Linked DNA regions of Homo sapiens: region 1 is linked to region 2. Evidence: read pairs that join two places in POLR2A ChIA-PET (ENCODE). Cell type or tissue: Panc1. All regions are shown on one strand. Each heading gives the region's core, and the rest is flanking DNA. Links, peaks and the distances in the headings are about the cores only. Region 1 holds the start of CHRM1 (cholinergic receptor muscarinic 1). Region 2 has its middle 3.1 kb from the start of SLC22A8.

Region 1 (4,379 bases), core at 99-4,098, 98 kb before region 2:
GGAGAGCATAGGAGAAAAACAGCCAAGAGCATCCTTGTCTGTAAAGTGGACCAAGGAAACCCTGCCTCACCCGGCTGCAGGGAAGCTAAGTGAGGTGCCAGGACAGACATGGACGTGCCAAAGCATTTGTCACTGGGGAGAGGAGAATGTTAGCCTGGGCTCAAAGGGTTAAGGGATGAGGTCAGAGCCTTTATTACAGCAGGCCAGACTGTTGACTCCCAGCGCCCAGGACCAATCCCTAGGGGCTGGGGATCTGGCTTGTGAGAGCAACTGGGAGTGGAGAGAACCACTGGGGGAGGCAGGGAAAGGGAAATGGGGAGAGGGATTCCTGAACACCAGGCTTTTCTGAACGTACCGCTGGCCAAAGAGTACAGAAGGGGAGGGAGGGAATGAGGGGATGCTGGGGAAGATATTTAGGAGGGAGGAGCGGAGCCATCTTGTGATTCTGGGCCTGGAAGCTGGTAGAGTCCTGGTTAGGAAGAGGGGATAACATTGGGGAGTGGGAGGTATGTGGAGGGGGCTGTGGGGTTGGGCACCTGAGGCCTCACATATGCAATGAGGAGGGCGCTCCTTCTGGCCAGGTCTACTCACTGATCCCTTCTGCTAGGGCCTGACCCCAGAAGCCAGCCCATACGAGGCAGCTCTCCCCTCGGGGTTAACTTTTCTTTGACAGCAGCTCTTGACCCATTAAGGTGCACAAAACTTCCACCCCTGATGTCTGGCTTTGAGAATGAGGGAGTAAACAGAATTTATCACATTTTTAAGGCTCAACAGTTGCCATTGGGAGGGCCAACTAGTCTTGTGGAGGGCAGCAGCCATCAGTTAAATGCTACATGAAACACACTGCTTAGCTGGAAGAGAAGCATCAGCCCTAGAATCACTGCCAAATTTGCTCACCCATGATGGATCTTAAGCAGTTGCCTGACTTTGGCCAGACCATGACAGAGCCTGGGCATGAGCAGCTGGACCCTAGACCTCACTCTGCCAGTGTGGCATCAGAGGTTCTGGGTCCCTCATCCTCCTCTCCGCAAGCCCCCTGCTCCTGGCTCCTTGCACTCTCCTCCTCATTTCCTTTCTTCTCTCTCCCTCCCTCCTCCATCCTTGTAGGCATCACCATGGCACCACAGCAGAGCAGAAACCCAGCGCAATTCACCCACCTCTCCCCGCCTGCTGGGAGCCCAAGCTTCTGCGTCTCAGAGCTTACTGCGCCCCCTGCTCTCCCACCCCATCTTCCTGCTCATGGAGGCGGCAGCGCAGTGTTGTGCTGAGGATGCGGAGAAGGGGTCCGAGCCCCAGCTGGATCCCTACATATCCCTTCTCCGACCATGAGCATGTCCCTTTCCCTTTCTCAGCCTCAGTCCCTCCATACAATAGAAAGCCTCCTTTCTAGGTCTGACATGACCTCTGGTTAGCCCCTTCTTGACACTTTGGACTCCCCATTACACTTCAGAATCCAGTTCTCAGAACTCCAACCGCCAGCTGTCAGCTGCGAGCCAAGACCCACATCTTCTGCAGCCCATTTCACTATCTCCTTCCCTTTCATATCTCAGCCGCGATAGCGACTGCAGCTTGCCTGGTGGCTGAGGTCAGAGGGCAGAGAACTCTCATCTGACAGCCCACTGAACAGCTGATTACCCTGAGAAAGGAGACTGTCTGGCTACTGGAGACTGCCTGACTCCTTCCAGCCAGTTGGGCAGGGGTCTTGGGTCAGTCTGGGTGGAGCTGCAGGTGTGTTTTGTGCAAAGATGTGAACCCCTCTCCATTGGCTCTGATAACCTCTAAGCTGCACATGTCTGGATGACCTAATGAGAGCTGACGACCCCCTCCCCAGCTGGCCTGCCCAGGAGCTGACAACTCTACAAGCATCAGAGTTCCTGGCCCCTAGCCCATCCCCATGTTGTGCAGTCTGCGGGCACTGGGGTGAGTACCTGGCGTGGGTGCCCATTGGTATCCATGCATTGCCTGGATATAGGACTGAGACCCACCCTGCGGGAGCCCAAGATACTAGAAACATAAGGAGGGTCCTCTGGGCCCCTGCGCACGTCAGGGCCACCTTCCCTGGCTAGTGTGGCCACCCACATGCCCATTTGTCCCCAAAGAGCCCTGGGGCTCTTTGCCTGGTCTCCTGCTGGCTTCTGGCCTGACACCCACCTTGGCTTCTAGCTTCTCTATCTGGCCAGCAGCCTGATTCAGTCCATCTTGGGGGAGCTGAGGTGGACGGGGGTGGTGGGTTTCAGGGTGCCCTGAGGGAGGACAGGAGGTTCTGGGACTGGCACCCCCATCAAGATGGGGGTCAACCTCCCACAGGATGCTGGTGGCAAGGGCTGCTTCCTGGCCCTTTGCCCTTCCCACTCTGCCCCTAGGGTGTTGGGGGTTCTGCTTGCTACCAGGCAGCCTAATCCCTTCTGGGCCTCAGGTCCAGTTTCCTGAGGGGGATCTCCATCTCCTCTGCCAGCAGAAGCCCAGAAAAACATCAGCTATATCCACTCAAAGCCAGGAGGCCGAGTGTTTGGAGCAGTCAGTGTTCAATGCTACAGAGCCCCCTTGCCCTCTAGACCCCTCCCTGGCCTCCTCCTATCTCTGTGAGTCCATCCCTATTTCCATCTCATCCTGATCCCTGCCCTCCCCCGCTCCCCAGGACCCTCCTACCCTCTACCTTAGTGCAGCCCCTCCCAAGCCCTCCCAAATGTACTCACCACGGGGCTGAAGAGGGGTCTGTAGGGTCCTCAGCCCCACTGCCTCCCTGGGGGCCTGCGGCGTCTCCAGGGACCCAAACACCTGGCTCCCAGGGGGAGCTGCGCCCTGTGCTGGCAGCGGGAGAGGCACAGCCAGTGATTGGCATGTCCCACCCCCTGGCACGCCAGCCTTAGCGGGGAGGGAGAAAGGGAAAGAGAGGGAGGGAGGAAAGGGAGAAAAGGAAGGGAGGGGAGCTGGAGGGAAGCCTCAGGCAGCGTCTGGGGTTGGACTAGGTTCTGGAGTGTGCCCCCCTCCTTCACCAGGGCACCCAATTTGAGCCCCAAGAGGGAGGAGAAAGGACATGAGGAAGGCGAGCCCAGGAAGGCTAAAAGTCCCGGACGGGAGAGAAGGCGGATACAGGGAGACAAACACCCACACCCACTGCACAGACCCGGCGGCACACACACCCTCACAAAGGCACACTGTTTCCTTGGGCTCCTCCCCCCACCCAACCTTAGAGCCCCCAGCCCCTGTGCACCATGCCCCAACACACATGCCCTGGTATTCACATGCCTGCTTCCCTCGCACACACGCCCTCCCCCCTGCACATGCCCACGCACCCACCCACCCAACTACACACCCTGCTCTTCCTCCCTGCTGTGAGAGAGCTAGATTCCTTCTGTTTGGAAATGACACATTGGGCCTCACGTGAGAGGCTCCAACTTGGAACAGACCCAGAGGGCTGGCGCACCCGCCCGGGGGCTGAGTGAACGTGCCCGCATGCTGGGCTGTGTGCGCTAGCATTGGGCTATGCATAGCCTGTTGTGAGGGTATATGGGTGTCTGCTTTTCGGGGATGAGTAGAGGGCCAGGTGCCTGCCCCATGTGCGGCTGAGTGCCTTGCATATGTGTGTCCCTGTGTACTCATGTCACCATGCAGCCTGTGTAAGTGCAGGTGTGACCCTATCAGTCTGGAGGCAGGACGCGTGTGCACACGTGTGTCTGTATCTGATGTGTGGCTGAGTGTTGCCCAACTGTGGAACTTGCTAATTCTGACAAGTGAGGCAGCCTCTACCTGCCTGCTCCACCCCAAGCTTCCACTTGGAAGACAGACAGGCAGACAGACAGCTCTCCTCCCAGCTTGTCAAGCTCTGTCTCCCCTGACTCCCACTCAGGGCTCACAGGTGTGTACCTGGGAGGAGATGAGCCCTCCTCCCAATCTCCCTCAGCCCTACTGGGTGAGGCCAGCATCCCTCCCTGCCAGGCTGGTCTGGACTTCTGTGTTGAGCTTCCTCAGAGATAGAACCCCTGGGGGGCCGTTTGCCCTAGAGATGTGGGTCCTGCACCGCCTCTGTTTGGCCCTAGAGACCTCCCCGGGAGCTGACTGGGGAGGAGAGTTGGAGGCTGCAGGGACTGCCTTCTGGGGCTGCTGTGTTCTTTGCCCACTGGGCTGTGTCGAAGTCTTGGGGTGAGAGGTGGGAAGGAATGGGAGCATCAATTATCCCCATTTTGTAGGTGAGAAATCTGAAGAGCAGAGGTATGATTAGCATGTGGTGGGCAGGTGTTTGGGCTCAGGTCACTTGGCTCTAAGCCCAGGGCTCTGGAGTCTGGGGCAGGGGTTTCCCCTACTCATTTCCCCACCAAGCGCCGCCCCCCGCCCCCACAACCCCGCCAATGCTGGTGCCTGAGGGTAACCTGGGGCTT
Region 2 (4,379 bases), core at 268-4,267:
CATTAGGCTCTTTTAACCCTCACGGCAGCCCTGTGACTAGTCTAGCATTAATAATTAGGGAACTGAGGCAAAGGGAGATTAAGTGACCTCCTCACCATCCCCCAGCCAGGAAGCACAGGGCAGGGGCAGGGTGGCCCTAAGCCTATTCCCTCCCTTAGAACCAACATTCTCTACGAAGCCTATGGGGGCACTGTACTATTAATATATTGCCTCTCCCTTAAAGAGCCACCTAGAGGTCTGGGCGGGGTGGCTCAAGCCTGTAATCCCAGCAGTCTGGGAGGCCAAGGTGGGTGGGTCACGAGGTCAGGAGTTCCAGACCAGCCTGGCCAATATGGTGAAACCCCATCTCTACTAAAAATACAAAAATTAGCCAGGCATGTGGCACGCGCCTATAGTCCCAGCTACTTGGGAAGCTGAGGCAGGAGAATCACTGGAACCCAGGAGGCAGAGGTTGCAGTGAGCCAAGATCGTGCCACTGCACTCCAGCCTCGGTGACAGAGCAAGACTACGTCTCAAAAAAAAAAAAAAAAAAGTCACCTAGGCTGGTCTTCAACATCACTCCTGCCTGCCTTTACCTCTCTGTTCCTACCTCCAGAAACCCCTGGGAGCTGCCCCTTCCCACCTGCTCTAGGGGCTAGGGAGGGGCCCCTTTAGGGCTCCCCTTCTTGGTTGGGGAGGGCTTTCCATTCTCCTCCTGGGCCCCCCTCTCCACCAAGGCAGTATCCAGCCCCCAGGGTCCAGACTGAGCTTCCCTCCTACCGCAGGGCAGGGTCAGCTGGTCAACCTGGGTCCAGCCCTGCCCCTCGGCTTCCCACCTGGGCCCAGCAGTTATTGATGTTCTCAGAGTGGCCTGAGGCAGGGCGAGATCTGGAGTCATCAAAGGAAGATTAAATTATGCTCCAAGGCAGCCAAGGGGTTGTTTTAGGAAGATTTTCGACTGTGAGGCTTGCAGTGAGCTGGGCTGCCGCCCTGAGCTCCCCCTGTTCTGGGCATTTGGCCTCTTGGAGATTTTCTGGTTCCTAATTGGCTTGGGTTATCCATCTGTTCCTGTCCTAGTGGAATGTTGTTTAAAGGAGCCTGGTGACTCCCCGCTGAGGCTGCTGGAGTTAAGCCAGAGTATACATATCTGAACTGCCCAGCCAGGGGCAGCTGCATCCGGGCAGCGCCCCCCAACCCCTAATGGATGTGATTGGATTAGTGATATCAGGAATTGTGTGATGCACTTGTTATATGACCTTGGACAAATCACTCTCTCTGTGCCTCTTGTTTCTCTTCATTAGTTAAGTGGCTTTTTAAAAAAAAGCACCAGAAACCTTTTATTCAAACAATATATTGGGTTCATAAGATCAATGTATAAAGCAGACAATAGAGGTGCTCTGGCTAAAGTGGGGACTGTGGGTGTGGGGGGATGCTTCAGCTAAAGTGGGAGAGAAAGTGACCAGAAGAGCCCTGCCTCCGTCACGCTACCTCTCCCTCCGTCACCCTACCTCTCCCTCCGTCACCCTTCCTCTCCCATCCCACACGCTTCATCCTTCCCTTTGGGATTCTCTGCCCCAGGCAGTCCCTCCCCAAGTCAAATCCACCTTATTGGGGGATCTATCACTTTTTACATGCTGTGATCCTAAATTCAATATGTTCAAATTAACTTTTTTTTTTTAAAGACACTATAAATTTGGGAAATCTTACATGCTAGATGCATTTTTAATTTGGGATATGGAAATAGATTTTCTTTCTCTTTTTCTCCTTCCCTCTCTCCCCACTCCCACCCTTCCTCCTCCCACCTTCTCTCTTTTCATCTTTTCTCTGAACTCTTCCAGGGGCTCCTTTAAGCTGACCTGGGTTCAGTCTCCCCTGTTCTCTGCTGGGTCCTGGCATGGACCTGTGTTTTGAGCTGGAAGGGCCTATGAAATCATCTAGTCCGACATTCTCATCTTATCTATGGGAAACTGAGGTGCAGGGAGGGGAGCAGCACTGGCCTGATTCCCCGCTTCCCTGGCACCTCCACACAGTGGACACTCTTTGAAGTCTTAAATTCACTCAGGCAGGGGAGGAGCTATGACAAGTCTTATCTTCAGAAGCAGTAGGTGAGTCTGGGCATTCTGGACAATTCCAGGTGGCCTCATGGAACTTTCTGTGGGCCATCAACCCTCCTAGCTGCTCACTCATTTGTCTGTCCATCTGCCCATTCATCTGTCCATCCGTTCATTCATCCATCCATCCCTCCCTCCATCCAATGTGCGCCATGGGCTTGTATATCTGAGGCCCCGTTCTAGGAGCTATGGTGCCTGCCCTACCCTCCAGCCTCAGAGGAGGCAGCCACCCAGAAACAATCACAGCATGAAGGAGATGACCTCAATGTCATGGGAGAAGTCCATACATTCCAGGGGTCAAAGGAGAGGGTAATAATGACCAGGTTTGGGGAATGGGATCAGGGTGGGCTGCCTGGAGAAGGTGGCCTTTACACTGAACTTGGATGTGGAGGGTGGGGATCAAAAGATAAAACCGGAGAGGGACCTGCCAACCCAGGGATGTGAGTGTAAGGTGTGTTGGGGGGAAATGGGAGGTAAAATGGATGAAGCAGCTTGGGCAGAATTTCTCTTCCATCCAGGGTGGTGGCCTTGGTCTCAGGGGCTGGGACATCTCTGCGATAGTCTCAGAGGGGCCGATAATCCCCTGGGCTTCTCTGTCCTCCTGGGGGTGGGAGTGGGGAAGCTCCTGAGGCTTGTGACCCGTGAGGCTCCAGGGGCTCACCGAGTCACACTCAGTGGTGCCTAGCCTTACTTTGGGCAGATTCTGGGTCTCTCACCCATCATGAAACTTCCATGGGGCCATTTGTGCCCCTGCTCCTGCTGTGGCTGCTGCCTGCTGGCTGCCCACTCACCACCCTCTCCAGGGTGGTTCCAGGCAGTTCTGCAGCACGTGTGGGCCCCTGTCCTGCTCCCCAGACTGCAGTCCCTGGCAGGGATGGCGAGACATTCCGTAAATTCCCAAGGGCCAGGAGCTATTCCTCTCTGGTGGCTGACTGGGGGCCTCTCAGCCCGTGGCTTCGTCAGTGACTTATTAGGGACTCCAGATTCAGCCCCTGTGCTTGGGTGGTTCTAACAGATTTGGTGGCCTCTGTATGGTGGTTTCAGGCTTGACCTGCCATGGGATGTCCTCTGCCCTCAAACCCCAATCTCTCTCTCCCTTCACAGGCTGATTCTAAAGTTTCCTTTATGGGAGTGAGGCAGTTCAGGGAATGAGGATTCTGCAGGCCTGAATTTTTTTCTTTTTTTGAGGGGGAGTCTTGCTCTTGTTGCCCAGGCTGGAGTGCAATGGCTCAATCTCCGCTCACCACAACCTCCGTCTCCCAGGTTCCAGTGATTCTCCTGCCTCAGCCTCCCGAGTAGCTAGGATTACAGGCATGCGCCACCATGCCCAGCTAATTTTGTATTTTTAGTAGAGACGGGGGTTTCTCCATGTTGGTCAGGCTGGTCTCGAACTCCTGACCTCAGGTGATCCACCTGCCTTGGCCTCCCAGAGTGCTGGGATTACAGGCATGAGCCACCGTGCCCAGCTGCACAAGCCTGAATTTGAATCTCGACTCTACGTCTTGTTAGCTGCGTAGTGATGCCCGCCTAAGCCTCAGTTTCATCACTTGTAACTGCAAAACGGGGAATAAAACCTACCTATGGGATTGTTGGGGTTTTAAATAAAAGTGTATAAAGCCTGAGCCCAGTGTTGGGCACACAGTATTTAATTACAGGGTCAGCCCTGAGGGCACAGGCCTCAGCAAGGCCCGACACTCCCAGAAGAGGAGGAGGAAGAGAGGCCAGAACAGGAGGAGTGTTCTCCAGCTCCTGGGGCACGGGCCGAAAGCCCTTCCATGTGGGTGGGCTTCTTGAGGCCCTCCCTGGGCCCTTGGAGGCAGCCCTGGCCCAACTAATTCTGGTCAAGCCCATCATGTTGCCAGGCAGCCTGGGTCTCAGCTGCCACCCTAAGTGGCACAGTGCAGGGACACAGGACGCTCTGAGGGCTGTGCTCCAGCTGCCAGGGCAAGGCTAGGAAATGTCCTCATGGGCAGCTCTGAAGGCACGGTCGGGAGAGTCGCCCCCTTCTGGTGTGCACCGGAACGGCACCTGTTTCCTCAGGAGGGTGTGGCTGCATTTTGGAGCCCTCGCGCCACCTGGCAAAGAACCCAGCGCAGGGAACGGATTATGTGGATCCCGGAGCTTCCTCACACCAGACACCTGCCTAAGAACTGGAGGGCGGGACCCCAGGCTGACGCTCCTTAGCAGCAGGCGGAGGGGACACATGCCACTGTCCCCATGTCCCAGCACGGCTTTCTGTTCATCCGATGTCTTAAGCCAGGGTTGGCCAACTCAACTCACGGGGCCAGG

Evidence for each region. Peaks named below come from ENCODE experiments on the same cell type or tissue, not always from the same donor. Only the 100,000 strongest peaks of a DNase experiment are listed, where the experiment ranks them.
Region 1: POLR2A ChIA-PET joins it to region 2 with 8 read pairs; 5 of 35 experiments call an interaction of 5 or more read pairs at or near these places.

What each region holds. Positions count from the first base shown.
Region 1 is chr11:62,918,522-62,922,900 of GRCh38, forward strand. It overlaps CHRM1 (cholinergic receptor muscarinic 1), which reads right to left and starts at 2,842. Exons shown (of 2, transcript NM_000738.3): 1 at 2,697-2,842. It overlaps LOC105369333 (a long non-coding RNA gene), which reads left to right and starts at 1,639. Exons shown (of 5, transcript XR_002957251.2): 1 at 1,639-1,920. RefSeq lists an enhancer at 3,166-3,700. In Panc1, for the core only: no CTCF peak of the experiment used is centred there; no DNase peak of the experiment used is centred there; H3K4me3 peaks cover 400 bases; H3K27me3 peaks cover 195 bases.
Region 2 is chr11:63,016,725-63,021,103 of GRCh38, forward strand. No RefSeq gene overlaps it. Among named protein-coding and RNA genes, the nearest start is that of SLC22A8, 3.1 kb to the left of the region's middle. RefSeq lists enhancers at 667-1,166, 3,557-4,138 and a silencer at 3,904-4,090. In Panc1, for the core only: a CTCF peak has its summit at 4,096 (motif pointing left); no DNase peak of the experiment used is centred there.